Regions from separate parts of the Homo sapiens genome. Here region 1 is linked to region 2. The links are chromatin contacts, found by Hi-C or POLR2A ChIA-PET in ENCODE. All regions are on one chromosome and are shown on one strand. Each heading gives the region's core, a stretch centred on a gene start or an enhancer-like site at or near the end of the contact. The rest is flanking DNA. Distances are from core to core; before and after follow the strand shown.

Region 1 (2,700 bases), core at 3-2,502, 200 kb after region 2:
AAATGATACAAACATTTTATTTTTTGCAAGTTTGGCAGTTCTTTATAAAGTGAAACTCCTAGTTATTTACAGAAATAAAAACATATGTCCCACACAAAAAGCAGTACATTAATTTTCACAGCCAACAGCAAATTGTGGCATATCCAAAAAAGAGACTACTATTTAGCAAAAAAAAAAAAAAACCCTACTTAAGCAATAATATGAAACCAGAAATAAGGATTACATACTATATGATTCCATTTATTAAAAATTCTAGAAAGGGCAAAATGATTCTACAGTAACAGCAGATTGGTAGTTGCCTGGAGGGGAGGAAGGCTGAGGGGCAAGGGGGAGACCCTGACTGCAAAAGGACATGTATGAACTTTTTTGCATCATAAAAATGTTCTCTACTTTGATTTCAGTGGTTTCACAGATATACACATTTGTCAAAATTATGAAACCGTACACTTAAAGTGAGTATATTTTATTGTATGTAAAGTATACCTCAATAAATGTAATAAGAAATGTATGTATTAATGGAAGAATACATGTAAACAATCTCTCAAAGAAAACAAACTACTTTTTTTTTTTTTTTTTTTTTTGAGATGGAATCTTGCTCTGTTGCCAGGCTGGAGTGCAGTGGATTGATCTCAGCTCACTGCAACCTCCACCTCCCAGGTTCAAGCGATTCTCCCACCTCAGCCTCCAGAGTAGCTGGGACTACAGACGTGCGCCACCTCGCCCAGCTAATTTTTGTATTTTTAGTAGAGACGAGGTTTCACCATGTTGGCCAAGATGGCCCCAATCTCTTGACCGCCCACCTCGGCCTCCCAAAGTGCTGGGATTACAGGCATGAGCCACCGTGCCCAGCCCAAAACAAACTACTTTTAATAAAACCAAAGTATCATCTTGCACATCTCCTGGTAAGTGTAAATCGTTTAGAGGTATACACAATATTTTCAAATAAATTATTTTCATGTCTGACTACTTCAGGACACTGATTAAATGATTTGTATTTGTTAACCTTAACTATAAGAGAATTCTTGTGAAATTTCTGGGAATTGAACTATTTAATGAAGTTCATTAGTGATATTAAGATGGTTTGCTTCTCAGCTGCAGTAACAGACTATAAACAGAAACGTATATTATTTACGAGGCAGGCACTGTCTACACAAACATGAGTGGCTCCTTCCCCCATAGTAACATACACTTTACACTGCTGTGGATAACAACATGCCCACTTAAAGAACTACATCTCCCAGCCTCCCTGCAGTTAAGTAAGGCCTTGAAGTATGGCCAGAAGTGTTGTAGGCAACTTCCTGGAGGTTTCCTTAAAGGACGGTGTGTCCTTCCCACATTTCCACCTCCTCCTAACCTAGAATGCAACCTTGATGACTGGAGTCTGAATAGCCATCTTGAACTATATGCCATAAACTAAGAACAGTGTAGTAACAAGACAGAAAGAGCCCAGATCCCTTGACAACCAAATCAGTTGTAAAATGCAGGCCTCCAAGCTGCCTGTACAGAAAAAGAGATTACTTTTTAAGCTATTTGTCTATTTTTAAATAAGCATATGATTGTGATACTAAATCATTTTGACATTATTTTAATAACTGGCTTTTACTTTAAAAAAAACTGAAAGACTTTTATCGAGGTGATCATTTTTATTTTTTAGATCACATGGTTATGTAGGTTTTTTAACCTTGCCCCAGTCATCAATCAAAACAATAAGCTATCTTTATAATTTTTCATTTTCCAAATGATTCCTCAATTTGGAACAGTCTAAGACAAAAAAAAATCTATTTCCCTATCTCTGGGAAGAAATTGTAGGCTGTATATTACTCCATTAATCTCTGATGAAACTTTAAAAAAACGTAAACTGTATTATCACTCCATTAATCTCAGGCAAATCTATATGCTCCAGTGATTTCTACCTTAGCACTTGTACTAAATTATATGGTCTACACTGCTAATTTTCAAAAGGCTCGAAAAAGAAAGAGACCAATAATGTTTGGAATAGCTACGAGGAGCTTCACTGAAGTCCTAAAAGAATTTAGATAGAAGAAAGAAAAACATAAAATACAAATGTACTACTGGTTAAAAGTTCAGGCTTTGAATCAAGAGATTCAGCTCCTGTGTGACCTTGGACAAGCTACTTAAATTTCTTGTTTCAGTTTTCTTATCTGAAAAATGAGAATAGTAGACTCTACCTCAAAAGGATCTTGTGAGCATGAGAAAATGCATGTAGCTGGTAGTTAAGCAGTGCACGCCTGCAGCAAGCACTCTTTACAAACAGCAAAAGCTCTGAGGTGAGAACATGTAAAGGTCTGACTTGAAATACAGATTCCTTTTAGTGAGTGGTTGGAAATTTTATTATAAAAAGAAAAAGAACGGCCGGACACGGTAGCTCACACCTGTAATCCCAGCACTTTGGGAGGCCGAGGTGGGCGGACCACCTCAGGTCAGGAGTTCGAGACCAGCCTGGTCAACATGGTGAAACCCCGTCTCTACTAAAAATACAAAAATTAGCCTGGCATGGTGGCATGCACTTGTAGTCCCAGCTACTTAGGAGGCTGAGGCGGGAGAATCACTTGAACCCGGGAGGCAGAGGTTGCACTGAGCGAGATTACACCACTGCACTCCGGCCTGGGCGACAGAGTGAGACTCCATCTCAGAAAAAAAAAAAAAAAAAAGGCTTTTTAGAGATTAAACACTTGAAAA
Region 2 (2,700 bases), core at 18-2,517:
CTCAGTCTCTGAGACAGACCCAGAGACTGGGAAGAGGAAGCAGGGGAACAGGGTGCTGGGTGCCTAGAAGATGCTAACCAGGTATGAAAAATTAACAAGGAAGAATTTACAAGAATAATCCATACATTAATTATGGAGTGTTTAATGTATTTTGATTAAATGAGAAAGTCAAATGCATTTCAGTAAAACTGATGGGCAACATATTAATAGTAAGTCATGTAAGGCAAGCATCATCATTAACGTCTTAAAAAGCACTGAATAAGCCTAAGACATTTTCTAGAAAATAAAATATATAATCCATTATTCCATTTATTATGCAAATATCTGTCTTTCTGAAAGATTTACGGAAAACATTTTCTCCATGTGTCATGCACTATGTAAGAAAGCAAGAAAACCACAGCACTAATTATAGTTTCTTATTAAAAAGTAAAAAATTCCTTTTTATTCAATGACTTCTAAATTATTGCACAGATACAAGTGATTAGGGAGTTAAAAACATGAGTAAAACATAAAACATAATCCCTATCCTTAAGGAATTTATACTCTTCTAGAAGAAAAAGTAAAATATGACCATAAATAAGTATAATCGAAGGTATACATAAATACCAGAAGAAAAGCTTAGGTCTGTAAAATTTAGGAAGACATTATTCTGGCTGAGAGAATCAAGAGGCACTGTGGAGGAGTTAGGACTAAAGTTGGGCCTGAAGGACTTTTAGGATTCGGATAATATGAGACTGGATGCTTAGAAAGGAAGGCTATCCAGGAAAGGAAATACTAAGAGTTATTAATATTTGAGTGTTTACTTTGCCAGGCAGTATTCTAAGTGTTTTAAATATATCCTTAATTCTCACAACAACTCTAAGGTAGGCATTAAATTATTACCCCTACTTTGAAGCAGAAGGGAGGAAGGGGAGGGAGCTAAAGTCACTTGCCTAAGGTCATATAACTTGGAAGGGGCAAAGTCATACTTTAGATCTGACTAATCAAAGATTCTACACTCTCAAAGCTCTGAACTTTACAACCTTAACTGAAATGGCATGATAAAAACTGGTTATAGTTCAGTAACCATTAGCAAAAGGCTTTCACCTTAAATCAGCTCATTTTAGCTCTTTTTACCTCTATAAAGCTCATTAGAGGTATGCTAGTATCCCCATTTTAGATGACACCACAAGCTCAAGGAGTTAAAGTAACTTCCCCAGGGTCACAGAGGCAAAGGTCCAGCTGATAATCAAACCTCGGCTTTGGCCTACAAGTCCAGTGTTTCATCACATCTACTTTACATTAGAAAGGCTGCTTACAAATTGTCTGCCAGCCGTGAAGTCCAAGACTTATGCAATGATGCCCCATTGTCCAGCAAGTTCCCCATGCTCACTGCTCTGCTCCACGTCAACACAAAGGGAATTCTGCCAAAGATTTCATTTGAAAAACAGTTCTACTACTTAGAGTAATTTAACAACTATTACACACACACACACACACAAACACACACACACACACACACGTACGTCTTACCCTCATTTCCTCCTGCATTTTCTCATGTTCTATACTCTGGTATCCAAATCCCACTCCAGAAAATATCATATCCCACACATCATGTCTTTCTCTTGGTTTAATATGTGTAATACCTTGATTAAAACCAAAATATATTCAGAATAAAAACCGAGTAACAATCATGTAACAATCAGTGAGAACTCTGCCAAAGTTTCCCACCACTCTACCTGTATACCTTCTTTGAGTACCTACTATTTAGAACTCCAAGAGTACAACTTAAGCATGTTAAGTACTTTTCTTTTGCACATGACTCTATAATAGCCTTACTTTCAAGCATAATCAGAAAAGAATAGCTTTCATGTAAACATTAATAACTAGATACTTAACGGTAATGACTCCTACTGTCCAGCTGAAATCCTATTTAAGTGATACAATCATCAGTAAAAAGCTCAAGGGCACCAGAATGATTAAAAGAAAAGACAATTCCAAGTGCGGACAGGACACACAACAACTTTCATATACAGCTGGTGAGAATCTAAGTTGGTACAGCCAGTTTGGAAAATTGCTTGGCAGTATCTATTAAAGCTGAACATGTGCCTGCTACTCTGTGTTTCAATATTCCACTCCTAGGTATATACCCAATAGAAAATATGTGCCAGAATGTTCTTAGCAGGATTATTCATAATAGCCCCAAAGTAATAATAAATCAATGTCAACCCACAGAATACATAAATTGTGGTATATTAACATGCAAGGGATTAAATAAAAATAAAAACAAACTGCAACTATACATAAGACAAATGGATTTCAGAAATTTAACACTGAGAGAAATAAGATACAAAACTCAGCATAAAGTATACGCTATTAACTAAATAAAGTTTAAAACTCTGTAAAATTGATCTACAGTGGTATTGAAATAGTGATCCCTTTGAGGGGGAAATGACTAAAAAGAGGCATAAGGGGTGCTTCTAAGAAGTTGGTAATATTGTTTCTTGATCTGAATGCTAGAAATAAGGATGTATACACCTTATAAAAGTTGATAAAGCTAAACACTTATGATGTACAAACATCTTAATTGTATATTTCAATAAAAAGATTTAAAAAATAATTCCAATAGAATGTTTTCAGAAAGTTCATTGCAAGTCGGATAATTAAAATAGGTGCAACTCAGAAGAAAAAGCATATTAACATGTAAACTTTCGATCCCTA

The links. Hi-C counts contacts between places; a loop is a spot of excess contacts on that map. ChIA-PET counts read pairs that join two places held with the same protein, here RNA polymerase II (POLR2A). Pooled maps may share reads with other maps.
Region 1: POLR2A ChIA-PET joins it to region 2 with 20 read pairs in Panc1. The contact joins two enhancer-like sites. A Hi-C loop is called at or near these places in 3 of 50 pooled maps. POLR2A ChIA-PET finds 5 or more read pairs at or near these places in 9 of 52 experiments (AG04450, CD4-positive, alpha-beta T cell, Caco-2 and 6 more).

Annotation. Positions count from the first base shown.
Region 1 is chr12:116,256,124-116,258,823 of GRCh38, forward strand. All of the region lies in intron 1 of MED13L (mediator complex subunit 13L), which reads right to left. Among named protein-coding and RNA genes, the nearest start is that of MED13L, 20 kb to the right of the region's middle. Within about 2 kb of position 1,253, at least 2 of the 41 ENCODE cell types and tissues checked have a DNase peak (open chromatin) inside an H3K27ac peak, as active enhancers do.
Region 2 is chr12:116,052,733-116,055,432 of GRCh38, forward strand. All of the region lies in intron 4 of MED13L (mediator complex subunit 13L), which reads right to left. Among named protein-coding and RNA genes, the nearest start is that of MIR620, 95 kb to the right of the region's middle. Within about 2 kb of position 1,268, at least 10 of the 41 ENCODE cell types and tissues checked have a DNase peak (open chromatin) inside an H3K27ac peak, as active enhancers do.